2 separate regions of the Homo sapiens genome follow, and region 1 is linked to region 2. Evidence: read pairs that join two places in POLR2A ChIA-PET (ENCODE). Cell type or tissue: PC-9. All regions are shown on one strand. Each heading gives the region's core, and the rest is flanking DNA. Links, peaks and the distances in the headings are about the cores only.

Region 1 (8,988 bases), core at 3,454-5,953, 160 kb before region 2:
TCAAAAAACAAACAAACAATGCTCTAAAGGACACAATCAGGGTAAAAAGGCAACCCACAGAATGAGAGAAAATAATTGCACTCCTATATCTGATAAGGGGTTAATATCCAGAATATACAGAGAGTTCTCACAGCAAAACAAACAACCCAATTAAAAATTGGGCAAATAAGCTGGGCACAGTGGCTCACGCCTGTAATTCCAGCACTTTGGGAGGTTGAGGCAGGAGGATCATGAGGTCAGGAGATCGAGACCATCCTGGCTAGCACAGTGAAACTTTGTCTCTACTAAAAATGCAAAAAAATTAACCAGGCATGGTGACGTGCACCTGTAATCCCAGCTACATGGGAGGCTGAGGCAGGAGAATTGCTTGAACTGGGAGGTGGAGGTTGCAGTGAGCTGAGATCACACCACTGCACTCCAGCCTGGGCAACAGAGCAAGACTCCGTCGCAAAAAAAAAAAACAAAAAAAACAAAAAGGGCAAAGAGCTTGAATAGTTATTTCTCCAAAGAAGATATGCACATGGCCAAAAAGCACATGCAAAGATGTTTGACATCACTAATCATTAGGGAAACGCAAATCAAAACAACGAGCTACAATCTCATACGCATTAGGATGGCCACTATCAAAAATATGAAGAAAATAACAAGTTTTGGTGAGGATGTGGAGAAATCAGAATCCTTGTGTACTGTTGATGGGAATGAAAAATGGTGCAGCTGTTGGCTGGGCGCGGTGGCTCACACCTGTAATTCCGGCACTTTGGGAGGCCAAGGCGGGTGGATCACCTGAGGTCAGGAGTTTGAAACCAGCCTGGTCAACATGGTGAAACCCCATCTCTACTAAAAATACAAAAATTAGCTGGTCGTGGTGGCGGGTGCCTGTAATCCCAGCTACTCGGGAGGCTGAGGCAGGAGAATCACTTGAACCCGGGAGGCGGAGGTTGCAGTGAGCCAGCATCACGCCATTGTACTCCAGCCTGGGCAACAAGAGCAAAACTCTGTCTCAAAAAAAAAAAAAAAAAAAAAGAAAGAAAAGAAAAGAAAAGAGAGAAAAATGGTGCAGCTGCTATGGAAAACAGTATGGCAGTTCCTCAAAAAATTAAACATAAAATTTTCATATGATCCAGCACTGATACTTCTGGGTATATATCCAAAAGAATTGAAGGCAAGGTCTTGAAGAGTTATTTGTACACCCATGTTCAGAGCAGCATTATTCACAATAGCTGAAACATGGAAGCAACCCAAATGTCCATCAACAGATGAATGGATAAGCAAAATAGGATATATCCATACAATGGAATATTATTCCACCTTAAAAAGGAAGGAAATCCTGACATATGCTATACCATGGATGTAGCACCTTGACAACATTACGCTAAGCCAGTCACAAAAAGACAAATACTGTATGATTCCACCTATATCAGGTACTTAGTAGTCAAATTTATAGACAGAAAGTTGAATAGTGGTTGTTAGGGGCTGGGGAGAAGGGAAATGGGGAGTTGTTTAATGGGTATAGAGTTTTAGATTGCAAGATAAGAGTTTTGGAGATTGGTTGCACAACAATGCAGATGTACTTAACACTATTGAACTATATGCTTAAAAACGGACAGGTTGGTAAATTTTATTTTATGTATATTTTGCCACAATTAAAAAATGGTTTTGAATAATTTCACACTTAGAAAAGATTTGCAAGATTAGTACAGAGAATCCTGAAGAATCTCCACCAGAGGCATTTTATCATATTTGCCTCCTTATCTCTTTATTTCTCTCTCTCTCTTTCCATATATATATACACACACACACACACACACACACACACACACACACACACATAAATATACACGAATTTACACCTAGTAGTTTTAGCATCCATTAATGATTCTTGCCTGGATTATTACTATAATGGCCACCAAATAGAGATTTTCCTATGTCCATTGTTTCTTCTACATTTATTACTTGAATTCTATAGTAAAGTATCATTTCCTTTCCCGTATCCTCTTTTTTTTTTTTTTTTTTTTTTGAGACCAAGTCTTGCTCTGTTGCCCAGGCTGCAGTGTAGTGGCGAGATCTTGGCTCACTACAACCTCCGCCATCCAGATTCAAAAGATTCTCATGCCTCAGTCTCCTGAGTAGCTGCGACTACAGGTGCACGCTGCCACACCCAGCTAATTTTTGTAATTTTAGTAGAAATGGGATTTCACCATGCTGGCCAGGCTGGTCTCAAACTCCTGACCTTAAGTGATCTGCCTGCCTCAGCCTCCCAAAGTGCTGTGATTACAGGCATGAGCCACTGGACCTGGTCTCCTGTATCCTTTTTAATTAATTTTTTATTTATATTAGTGTGGGCTTAAGGATTCCCAATTTATTCAATAAGTTATAATTCCTTACAATCATAATTTACTTTGATGACTAGATTGTCCCTGATTTGGCCAGTGGGAGCCTCTTTACACTGGCTCCTGTGTTCTTTTGACATTTCTCATCTGTATTAGTTTGCTATGCCTGCTGTAACAGTGTACCACAAACTCGGTGGCTTAAAACAGCTGCAGTTCTCATGGTTCTGAAGTCCAGACATTCAAAATCAACTTCACTGGGCCCAAATCAGGAATATTAACACGGCCATGCTTCCTCTGGGCTCTAGGGGAGAATTCGTTCCTTGCCTCTCCCAGCTTCCAGCTGGCACTTGGCTTGTGGCTGCACCACTCCAGTCTCTGCCTCCTGCCTTCTCCTTTTGCGTAATCTCTCTCTGCCTCTCTCTTACAAGGATACTTGTGTTTGCATTTAAAGTCCACTTGAATAATCCAAGACAATCTCCCCATCTCAAGTTCCTTGATCATATCTCTAAAGATCCTTTTTCTGTATATGATAATATTTACAGATTCCAGAGATTAGAGCTTCAGGGGCCATTACTTAGCTTACTACATCCTCATTCTTTGAATACTTCCTTTCTTCCTGAACCAGTAAGATTTTTCACTGCCCTAGTCATGAAATCAGCCATTTCTCTAAGAACTTTTGGTTTCTTTTTAGTGAAGAATGATACTTGGAAGTCAAGATGTAGATGCTAGGTGCACTCATTGCTATGGGTGTGTCGGTCTTGCAAGTCCTTTCAGTAGGACAAGGAAACAAGATATCAACTAGGAAAAATATGTCTGGACACACACACACACAATCATACGTATGATGTACATTCCGAAGTACTGTAGTGGAGTTGGCTCATATGGACTTGCAAAAGCTGCTTGTTAAATATTCAGGAACTTTGCGGGTGGCTGTGAAACTAGTATTATTTCATGCTGGGAGTATTTACACCGTGGAAATCAGCAAATGCTACAAATTAGTGTGTTTTGAAAAACCAAAAAGCCACTATACATATCATAAACACACACATCTACTCTTCTGTCTCTCTTTGTATATCATATATAATATTCACACACACACACACCCTATAGGCTCACACCTCTGACTCTAATTACAGGGTTTGTTCTAGTCTTTCCCCTTTTCATACTTATTGTCTCCAAGAGTAAGAAACCTGGCTCTCACTATTCTCAATATATTTTCTTATTTGCTCAATCTCCTGACCACATGGGCCATCTCCTTGGCCCCATTCTTACTGACCCTGACCTTGAGCTGCAGGCTTTGCCATGACCCTGCCATTCCTGACCATGAGAACCATTTATTTGGCTCTGAACCTAGTTGTCCTGACCTTGTAAGCTACTACCTCAGCCCCAGACCTGCCAGCCCAGATCACCAGAGTCTCCTTGGCCCAGGCTCCACCAGCCCTAAACTCACTTAAACAACTCTTGGCCCCAGCCCTACACATTTTCTTGTTTGTCTATTCTTCCAATTAAAAACGCCCACTTCGTCATTGTTTTTAACTGCCTGATGTTGAGTGGTCAATTTGATTTTTTCACATGGTTGGGTTAAAGACAGGGTTGCCAGATAAAATACAGGATGACCAGTTAAGTTGAATATGGGACATACATACTTATATTTAAAAATTATTTATTGTTTATGTAACTCCAAACTTAACTGGATGCCTTGTGGTTTTATTTGCTAAATCTGGCAATGCTAGTTAGAACTACAAATAAGTGGCCAGGCGCAGTGGCTCACGCCTGTAATCCCAACACTTTAGGAGGCTGAGGTGGGCAGATCACCTGAGGTCAGGAGTTCGAGGCCAGCCTGGCCAACAAGGTGAAATCCTGTCTCCACTAAAAATACAAAAATTAGCTGGGCGTGGTGGCAGGTGCCTGTAACCCCAGCTACTCGGGAGGCTGAGGCAGGAAGAACTGCTTGAACCCGGGAGGTAGAGGTTGCAGTGAGCTGAGATTGTGCCACTGCATTCCAGCCTGGGCAACAGAGCGAGATTCTGTCTCAAAAAAAAAAAAAAAAAAAAAAGAACTACAAGTAAGCATCCTTTAATCCTTCTAATCAGTCCCTGGGTCATCTGAAATACTATACTCAAGTCTGTAACCAAAGACCTCCCTGCACACAATGGGCTCCCAGTGCTTCCTGTACCAAGACCTATTACCTCATACCTCGACAGTCCCACTTTCTGTGCAATAACTTTTCCCCACCCCTGGCCTGCTCAAACTGTTTTTGCTCCCCTCCAAACAACAATCAGAGTTGTAGACAACACAGTTTAGTATACAACTAGAGCATTTGGTTTACTAATTAGCTCTTGTATTTTTATCTTGGAATACTCATAAAAGAGATAAGGCAGCCTCATCAATCCTCCAGGAAGCTTTCCCTTGCTAGATGCCAGTAGTCTCCACACCACAGCATTCTTTTCATTTCTTTCCCATTGTTCTTACCATCTTATATTGCAAACCATCTGTTTAATAGGTTTTGTTATGGACTCATCTACAGGGTAGAATGTTAAGTGTTTGTTTGTTTGTTTGTTTGTTTAAAGGAGGAAAACTCAGAGACAGTAAAGCTACCATACACAAAGCTAACAATACACATACCATATAAAAATTCTGCTTGTATGTAAGTAGAATGCCTCTGAATGGCTGTAGAATAAACTGTTTTCAGTGGTTGCTTTCAACCAAGAGACAGGGGTGGGAGGGAGACTGATTTTTACTATTATTTGTACAGATTTTTTCAAAACCAAATACATATTTTAATTATTCAAGAATATTTAATTTTTTAAGGAGAAATTATATGTTTATGTGTGTGTCTTCCTCATAAGACAGTTAGCTGCTGTTTGAGGTCAGGAACCAGTTCTATTTCAGTTTGTATTCCAAGAGCCCAGCTCTGTGTCCAGGTCAGAGTTATAATATGGGTTCTTACGCTCTTTCTCTGTCTCTCTTATCTTTCCCCACTGATTCATTTCCATTGCTATTGCAGATAGTAGTCAAGTTAAATTAAAATGTATTAAATGGGCCGGGCGCGGTGGCTCACACCTGTAATCCCAGCACTTTGGGAGGCCGAGGTGGGTGGATCACGAGGTCAGGTGATTGAGACCATCTTGGCCAACATGGTGAAACCCCGTCTCTACTAAAAATACAAAAATTAGCCGGGCATGGTGGTGTGCCAGCTACTCAAGTGACTAACGCAGGAGAATCACTTGAACCTGGGAGGTGGAGGTTGCAGTGAGCCGAGATCATGCCACTGCACTCCAGCCTGGGCGACAGAGCGAGACTCTGCCTCAAAAAAAAAAAAAAAAGATATAGAACATTTCTTTCACCCCCAAAAGATTCCATTTGCCCCTTATCCATCAATTTCTACCTCACTTCTACCTCTGGCCACTGGCAACCACATAATAATTACTTTACCATTTATGAATGGATTTTAAATAGATTTAACTATACACATTTAATTTATTAATAGGATAATTTTATTACAAAACGAAAAAAGCAAAAGACTGCCTACAAGAAAGTGCATATTTGATCACATTTTTGCTCCATTTTTTTCCTGACTCTTTATTATTAGAGAATAAATTTAGCATGTAGTGTAAGAAAGGAAAGTGGAGAGGCTGCCTTACCTTCAACAATAATAGCAGTTGTCATTTATTGAGCAATTGTTATGTATCAGGTACCATATTAGCATGTTACATGACTCTTTTCTCATTTGATCCTCACAACAACCCTGAAAGGCAGGTACTTATTATTAAGGATGCTCCATTTTACATGTGACTCTGAAATACCCCTGACCTCAGCTATGGTTAACACAAATGGACTTCACCTTTAGCAATATTCTAAATCTCCGAGCTCTGGATAACCCACCACATGCTTAAGTAGCAACAAAGGCAGGCTTTGCAAACCAAGTCCCCTCCTTGATTCTCAGAAATCATTAAAACTCCCACTGCCACTGCTGCTCGAGGACTGCTGACCTTGTCAATGTCTGAGCTGCCTTCTCCAAGACCTCTTAACTTTTTGTCTGTGTCCCAACTCCTGCAGGGCTGATCTGGAGTCAACTCCTGCAGGGCTGATCTGGGGCCAACCCCTGCAGGGCTGATTTGGGGCCAACTCCCACAGGGCTGATCTGGAGCCAACTCCCACAGGGCTGATCTGGAGCCCTCCTCTCCCTCAGGTGCGTCTGAGTAGCTCACAAAGATCCTCAAACATTCCTAGGGTTTGGAGTCTGTTGTCCCAGAAACAGAAGTCCTCTAGGGGGCAGTGTGAATCAACTCATTGGGCCAACCTAATAAAGTACCTCCGCGCGAGTTAAAATTCTATTACACTTAAAGATGAACCCTGTGGCTCAGAGAGGTTAACGAACTTGGTCAAATCACCAGCTAGTCAGCAGCAGGACTAGGATTCAATCTCAGCCTGTCTGCCTCCAGAATGACTTCTTTTCATTCTGTTGAGCTATCTTCCTAACCATTCATTAGCTTAGAGGGAAAAGGACACAGCCAGTAAACAGCAATTAAATAATTGCAGAGCAACTATTCTGTGCCAGGCACTAATCTATGAAGTGAACAAAAGAGAAAAGATGTCACTTGGGAGAAATGGTGTTCTTTGGGGAAAGCCAGGTCTAAGTTAAAGCAGAGAAGAGATCGAGAATATAGGATTTTGTTGATGACAGACCATGAGTTCTATGCACTATAACCCATTCAATCACTTATGCATTCAGCAAATATTCATGTTTTTTACATCCTTGCACTGTGCTAGGCACTGAAAAATAGAGTGGGGAGCAAATAGACATGAATACTGCAAGTTTACAGTCTAGTGGAGGATTAAACAAATAAATTAATATTTAAATGTATAATTACATATTTTGGTAAGTGCTATGAAGGAAAAAAAGAACAGGATGCTAGAAGAGAGAAAATTAAGGGCCTTACTTTAAGAGATCAACCCTGAAGATTGAGAAGAAGCTGGACAAGTGAAGAATGTTCCAGATAGAGGGAAGAACAAGTACAGAGGCCCTGAAGTGAGAAAAAGTTTAGGGTTTGCTGAAGGTTAATGTAACTGGGGGCCTCTGCCATGACTGGATGATATGCCCCGTTAATTGTATTTAGTACACATAGAAGGGAGTTTCCAAGAAAAGGTGACAAATTGAGCAGACACAAAGGCAGGAAAATTATATGTTGGGGGGTGGGGTAGCAACATGTATGGGGTGCTAACAAGAAATTCTGGTGCTTTTAGGAATAGCAGGTGATAAGGCCAGGTGGTAGAACCTAATAGGCAGGCTGAAGATTTCGATTCTATTTGAAGCAAGAAGGGACTGAACAATCTTAAACAATGGAGTCAAATTTAGGAAGATGAATCTCGGGGAGCAAGGGGATGAACTAGAAGCAGGAATGCCTGTTGGGAAGCCCTTGCAATCATTCAAGCAAGAGCAAAGTAGGGCATGTCTAACGGTAGTGGTACGATGAAGGAACTGCCCCTCCCTTAAATCCAACAAATATAAAATCTCCCAAAGGGCAGAGGAAAGAAGGATTCTCCAGGGAGACTTTGGCAGGAGGGGAAAGTCTGAAATAGCATCTGTGAGATTTTTGGATTCCCATCTCCTTTGGGGGTTCTCTACCTTTGGGCCCCTAACCCTTCATCAAAATGGGAGCAACAAAGCCTCCCAGAAGGGAATGCTGAGCCCCTGGGAAAGGAACAAAATGTTCCCAGGGTCCCAGGGAGGTGATGGCAGCAAGTCCAGCCATGGGAAATGATAATCAAAATCAGCTTCTGAAGCACATCCTCTCCCTCACCTGGAAGCCACTCTCACTCTTCAAATGCTTCTCATTTGAAGACCTTTAGAGGACATTATTTTGTGTTATCTATATACTCTCATTCCCCAGGCATGGAGAAGTAGAAATGGGTAAGAGAAAATATGGGAGAAAGTTTCCTGAGCACAAATTAATAGGACTTAGAATCTAACCTGATTAGATTTGGGGGGTAGAGAAAGAAAGGATAAAAAATAACCGTGGGAGAAGCTAGGGTGTTGGAACAATGGTGGTTTAAGATCTTCTCATTCCCTTTACACCAATTGTACCCTCCCTAAGCAAACTTCCGGTGTTAATTTTGCTTCCCAAGCTGACTTTTCTGTAGAGATACCATTATATTTCTTAAGGTAAATTAGTAATTTGGGCTCTTGTGCCTTAATCACAACCTAGGTGAAATGATAGAATCAAGTTATTGAATTTGCAAATCAGAAATCCTAGCCTAATCAATCAGCTCCTTTGATGATCCACAGTATGGGTCTGTCCTCTTGATCATTTTGTCACTCACAGGACAAAGTCGTGAAAATAGATGGCATCCATGGTCAGTAGGTGTGGAGGGACTACAGTAAAGGAAACTAAAGTTATCCTCTGAAGCTGAACCTTATAGGAGTAATACTAGTGACACTGAGTGCTTACTGTGCATCTGGCCTCATTCTCCGCTCTTTGGATAAATCTCATTAGGACCCACAACTATGAGAATTATGAGACACATGCTGTTACAATGTCCACCTTAAGATGAGGAACCCAAGGCTCAATGAAATTAAATGATCTAAAGGCACACAACGAATAAGCAGTCGGAGCTGGGATCCAAACCTGACAAACCTGACCCTAGAGCCCTCTGG
Region 2 (6,281 bases), core at 380-2,879:
GCACAAGGAGCAGCGGTCACGAAGCCGCGGGGACCCCGGGGCCAGCCGCCGCTCCCCGCCCTTCCCTAGGCCGCGCGCTCACCTTCTCGCCTTTCTCTCCGGGGAGGCCGGCCACCCCTGGGTCACCCTGCAGAGAGAACCACGGGTCAGACGCGCGGTGGCGGCGGGGACGCAGAGCAGGGTTGGGGGTCGCTGGGAACAGGGGTGCTGGAACTCACCACTTTGCCGCGGGGCCCGGTCTTCCCTGGGGAGCCCTGGAGAAAGCGGGCAGTGAGGGGTTTGGCGAGCTCCCCCCTCCACGGGGTCCCCCACCTAACTTTCGGCCACACCCCTCTTTCCAACTCCGCCTCGCCGACCAGACCAGAACCCTGAGATCCGCAGGTTTGGAGGCTCCGGAAGGATCTGAGTCCTGCCGACCCCACTCCCCCTGTTATAGGGCCCCTTTCCCAGGTGTTTCCCAGCCCCATCTGGCACCTTGTCTCCTTTGACGCCTGGCAAGCCTTGGGGCCCTGGAATTCCGGGGGGGCCCTGCTCCCCCTTAGGGCCCTGAGGAGAAAAGAAACCAAAGGAATAAATGGAATGAGGGGCCTGGATATGACGCCCTGCCCACCTTAGCTGGCCTGCACTCACCTGCCTTCCCTGAGGGCCTGGTTGCCCCACTGGACCCCTCTCGCCTTGGTCACCCTGAAATGGAAAGAGAAGGTCACAACCTCAGCAGCTCTCAGCAGGGGTAGCCTCCCGCACCGAGGCCTGGCACCGCATGGTCAGGGTGCCCTCCATTCCTGCTGTCACTGGCAGGGGGTCCTTTCTCCACTTGGCAGACCAGCAAAGCAAACCTAGGCCCTGCCTGGGGAGGCATCTCACGGGCTGCACGGAGCAGATGCTGTATCCAGCAGTGCCAGCTGCCGCAGAGGCCCCCGGGGAGGGGCCATTGTGCCAGGCACTTACCTTCTGTCCCATGATGCCCTGGGGACCAATTTCTCCTCGAGGCCCTGGCTCTCCCTGGAGGAAGGAGAAATTGGGGCTAAGCGTTTGACCTGGTGGAACCCACCCTTCCACACCTGGCCAGCCCCTCCCTACCCTGGGTCTCAGCTAATTTGCTTCATCAGGGAAGGTTTCCCAGACCACCTGTTCCATGGTTTTGGGTCCCTGTAGTTTTCTTTCAAAGGACCCAACACAATTTGAATTACTTATCATGTGATCATTTCTTTCTTTCTTTTTTTTTTTTTTTTTTTTTTTTGAGAGGGAGTCTTGCTCTGTCACCCAGGCTGGAATGCAGTGGCGCGATCTCCGCTCACTGCAAGCTCCGCCTCCCGGGTTCATGCCATTCTCCTGCCTCAGCCTCCAGAGTAGCTGGGACTACAGGTGCCTGCCACCGCCCCAGGCTAATTTTTTGTATTTTTAGTAGAGACGGGGTTTCACCGCGGTCTGGATCTCCTGACCTCGTGATCCACCCGCCTCAGCCTCCCAAAATGCTGGGATTACAGGCGTGAGCCACCGCGCCCGGCGTGATCATTTATTTCATGTCTATTTCTTCCATTAAACTATACCCTCCATATGAAGAGGAGACTCATAGTTGCAAGTGTTTAGTGAATGTTTATGCAATGAATAAATGAACGAACAACTCTGCCTGTTGGATTCCCAGCCCATCAACTTGGCCATCTAGGAAAGTCACACTCCAGAACAGAGCCAGTCCCCACCCTCCCTGCAATGTACATAGGGAAACAGGCCCAGGGAGGAGAAAGAGCTTCCCTGAATCATTGGGTCAGGGCAGAGCCAGACTAACTCGGAGCTCTCCCTAGGTTAGGGCTCCACCCCATGGCCTCACCCTAAAGCAGGAACCCTTGTGTCAGTGCAGGGGGCATTTACCTCTTTCCCAGGGGGACCAGAGAATCCAGGAAGGCCCTGCGGGCCCGGCTCACCCTGCAGGAAAACAGTTCTCAGGTCAGTCTGGGTGGCCCAGTCAGGCCCTTGGCCTCAGGGAAACCCAACGAAGCCTAAACAGAGCCTGGAACCAGATGAGCTGGGACGGGGGAGAGGGTATTCTTGGTTCAATCCTCTTGGCTCCTGATTTTCCTGTTTGTTTCTCCTCTGGATTTTAAGCCATGCCATCCTATCTGCACTGAGGCAGGCTGAGGAGTGCATGATGGGTGGGAGGTGGCAGGAGGGAGGTGGTTAGGCCCAAGGGGCTTATGTTCTGGCTGAGCCTCTGAGACTTGGCTGAGGCCTGGGCCTTGCTGTCTTCCTGGCCCCAGACTTCCTTGCTCAATTCTGTCCCCAGCTTGGGATCGCCTCACCTGGTCTCCAGGGCCTCCTTTTGTCCCAGGCTGGCCTGGCACACCCTGCAGAAAGAAGTTGAAGTCAGTTTCTGCCCTGGCATGAGGGAGCCCCATGCACCTGCTGCTTTGCTTCCCATCCCCAATCCAGATTTCCCCCACCTGTGGGAGCTGAACAACAGAAGGTCCAGCCACGGCATGATGAACTTAACTGTACATTCCCACAGTGGTGGCAGAGGAGTGGGGCACAGAGAATGGCCTGTCTTCCAGGACCTGGGGTCTACGTGGAAGAGATGGATATGTGCTCTCAGGTGCCTGAGCCCATGTGAGTGCACGCAGGAACACAAGTCTGCATGTGTGCACAGAAACAGGTTTGGCCACTCAGTACCCCCACAGGGAGGGAGGGCAGGCTCCCATGGACTGGACTCCAGGAGGTATGGAATGGAGATGGCCCTGAACGATAAGAAGGCACAAAGAGACCAGAAAGGGCATTTCAAACAGAGGGACCAGCAAAGGCCTAAAGGTGTGGAGGCAGAAAAGCCAAGGCCTGTTGAGAAGGGAAAGGACAGAGAGGGGCCATTGCTGATATGGCAGGAGGGGCAGGTTGGGGTCAGATTATGGTGGTCATTGAATGGTAAGATGAGCCATGAAGACAAAGATTGCATCTGTCCTATTTATAATTGTTTACCTGCCACTTAGTATACCTCAGATACTCAATAACTATTTTTTTTTTTTTTTTTTGAGATGGAGTCTTGCTCTGTTACCCAGGCTGGAGTGCAGTGGTGTAATCTTGGCTCAGTGCAACCTCCGCCTCCTGGGCTCAAGCAATTCTCCTGCCTCAGCCTCCTGAGTAGCTGAGATTACAGGCATGAGCCGCCACGCCCAGCTAATTTTTGTATTTTTAGTAGAGACGGGGTGTCACCACATTGGCCAGGCTGGTTTTGAACTCCTGACCTCAAGTGATCCACTCAGCTGAGCCTCCTGAAGTGCTGGGATTATAGGCATGAGCCACTGCACCCGACCTCAATAACTACTTATTGAAGGACTGGACTGAATGACTTTTTCCTGGAGGCGGTGGGGAGCCATGGAAGGTGCTATAGTGCAGAAATGGTCAGATCCCATTTAGCCAACATGGAGGACTGGAATGGCCAAAGAGAAGGCTAGAGTAATTGTCCAAGTAATGAAGCCTTCGCCAGGCCAGGGGCCACAGAGTTGGTAACAAGGCAAGAGGTGGTGATTGAGCAAGAGCCCCGGGTGTGTGTGGATTCTAACCTCATCAGCCACTAGCCCCTGGCCAGCCCCTGTGGCTCCACCTGACACTTACCGCTAGGCCCTGGTGGCCTGGACTTCCGGGCTGTCCCGCCTGTCCTGCACTGCCCTGGGATAGACAGATAACCAAAGATACAAATTAAAGCTCCAGCCAGAGGGCCATGGCTTCTACCCAGATGCAGGTAGGGAAACTGAGATCCAGAGGCAAGAAAGGGCATGTCCATGACCTGAGGACCCCAGGCTCTTGGTGTCTAGAATCCAGGACTCAAGGTCCTGCCCCTGCCCCAGTCCCATCAGCAGCCCCACTCCTACCTTCATGCCAGGCGTGCCTGGGGTCCCATCCTTGCCGTTGATGCCTGGGGGGCCCTACCCAGGAGGAAAGTTCAAGGGAGAGTGATAATGCGGAGATGTCTGGGGTCTGGCCACCCACCCCTGTTCCTCTGAGACAGCTGCAGTGTGCAGGGAGGGAGTGGCTCTGGTCATCCCAGGAAGCCCCACTGGCCAACTGGGGGAGGGGAGTTGAAGTGGGAAGGGGATGAGGGTCACGGAACACAGTCCTTCCCTAGTGTGGAGGGTGGTGTCCCCGACTGCTGCAAGCTCCCCATGACCTCCCGTATGTCATCACCCCTGTTTACAGGTGAAGAAACTGAGGCACAGAAAGGGAGGCATTTCCTGAGGTTATGGAGCCAGCCCACCAGTTGCAGAGTTCAGACTAGCATCCCAGGCTTCTCTTCTGGGGGTTTGGACAAAGCAGCTGGGCCCTGGCCTCTGTCCTGGTGGGCCTAGGCCTCTGGCACCTACCGTTGCTCCTTTCGGGCCTGTGATCCCCTGGGGTCCACGAATACCTGGGCTGCCCTGCAAAGCGGAGAGAGATCAGGTCACCCTCAGGATGTTGGGCCCCTGTCTGGCTGTGCAGAGAGGGGAACCACTGAGAACAGTGGCCTCTAGGTCCCAGAGTTCCTCTGGCACAGGCCACACCATGCAGGGGCCGGAGGAGAGAGCCTTGGGAGTACCCTTCCTGCCCTGGCACCAGCAGGAGGGAGGAGAAGTCAGTGCCAGGAGGCCAGGCTGGGCTGAGCCAGAGCAGGGGTGGGAGCCAGAATCCACTGAGACCTTGGCCAAGGCCCCACAATCCACTCAGCCAAAGGAACACAACAACCGAATGCAGTGTGTGGATGCTGTGTGAGTCTTGATTTGAACAAGAACCAGGAAAAGACATTTTTGAGATAATTGGGAAAAACTGAACAGAGACTGGCCATTAGATGATGTTAGGGAGTACTTGTTTATTTTGTCAGTTGTGATAATGTGATTATGTGAGAATGAGTGCTTATTGTTTAGAGATATGTACAAAAGTATCTAGGGCTGAGATGATAGGATGTTAAGGATTTACTTGAAAACATCAGAGCAAAGCAATAACAAAATCAAAGGAAGGAGGGGTCTGGGGGATAGAGGACACAAGACTGACAAAATGTTAATAACTGAATTGGAACCTGTGATAGGTACATGGGGATTCTTTATATCACTCTCACTGGTTTTCTGTATAGTTAAAAAATTGCATTAAAAAACTAGATATTGCTGGGCGTGTTGGCTCACACCTGTAATCCCAGCACTTTGGGAGGCCGAGGCAGGTGGATCACCTGAGGTCAGGAGTTCGAGACCAGCCTAACATGGTGAAACCCTGTCTCTACTAAAAATACAAAATTAGCTGAGCATGGTGGCGCATGCCTGTAATCCCAGCCACTTGGGTGGCTGAGGCAAGAGAATCTCTTGAACCAGGGAGGCGGAGGTTGCAGTGAGCCGAGATCGCACCATGCACTCCAGCCTGGGCAACAAGAATAAAACTCCATCTCAAAAACAAAACAAAACAAAACAACTAGATGATCTCTGCTGTCTAATAGAAAAATAAAAGTATAAGAATTTTTTAATTTTTAAAAAGAAAAGAAAATAATTTAAAAAACTAAATAATAATAACAGTTAACTGTGTTTTCTGCTCCATTTTTCTGTAAACTTAAAACCGCTTCCCCCAACAGGTCTATTAATTGGGAAAAAAAAAAAAAAAGAGTTAAGAGAACTGGGATCGAGACCAAATCCCATTAGCCCCATGGCTGATTTGCTGGAATCTCATTGTCTGGCCCCAGTGACCATGGGACTGGATCCCAGGGCTTCGCCTAAAGTCTGAATTTGGGCTGACTGGGCTCTTGGCACAGATGGTCCTCCCCAGCAGGTCACCCACTTGGGCAGACACACACACACTCACTCACACACACATACATACACTCACAGTCACACACACACACTCAGAGATATCCTCACACACTCACATACACATACTACACACACTCACAGACAGCCTCACACATACACACTGTACACATACACTCATATACACACAGTCTACACACACACACACTACACACTCACACACACTACACATTCACACTCACGCACACACTCATGCACTCTCACACACACAGCCTTAGGGGGTGCCTTGTCCTGCCCAGTACTCCCCAGGGGTCCTGACTGAACAATGGGTGCCTGAGGACTCACCTCGTCACCCTTCTCCCCAGCTCGGCCTGGCGGTCCCCTAGGACCTTCCTCACCCTGGCAAGAAAGACAAGCAGGAATCCAGGTCACACAGGCTCAGGGGGAGCCATGCCCACTCTGTGGCTGTAGCTGTAGGAGCTCCAGCCTCAGGGGTAGGGGAGCAAAAAGAGGCTTACCGGTGGCCCAGTGGCA

Evidence for each region. Peaks named below come from ENCODE experiments on the same cell type or tissue, not always from the same donor. Only the 100,000 strongest peaks of a DNase experiment are listed, where the experiment ranks them.
Region 1: POLR2A ChIA-PET joins it to region 2 with 10 read pairs; 18 of 35 experiments call an interaction of 5 or more read pairs at or near these places.

The regions. Positions count from the first base shown.
Region 1 is chr1:40,137,585-40,146,572 of GRCh38, forward strand. No RefSeq gene overlaps it. Among named protein-coding and RNA genes, the nearest start is that of RLF, 19 kb to the right of the region's middle. RefSeq lists an enhancer at 6,394-6,493. In PC-9, for the core only: no CTCF peak of the experiment used is centred there; DNase peaks (open chromatin) are centred at 4,467 and 4,797; H3K4me3 peaks cover 1,005 bases; H3K27ac peaks cover 1,970 bases.
Region 2 is chr1:40,303,846-40,310,126 of GRCh38, forward strand. COL9A2 (collagen type IX alpha 2 chain) reads right to left here. Exons shown (of 32, transcript NM_001852.4): 15 at 6,266-6,281; 16 at 6,093-6,146; 17 at 4,347-4,400; 18 at 3,858-3,911; 19 at 3,601-3,654; 20 at 2,298-2,342; 21 at 1,870-1,923; 22 at 949-1,002; 23 at 631-684; 24 at 475-546; 25 at 219-254; 26 at 83-127. Among named protein-coding and RNA genes, the nearest start is that of COL9A2, 10 kb to the right of the region's middle. In PC-9, for the core only: a CTCF peak has its summit at 1,888; DNase peaks (open chromatin) are centred at 1,166, 1,436, 1,756 and 2,666; H3K4me3 peaks cover 780 bases; H3K27ac peaks cover 2,416 bases.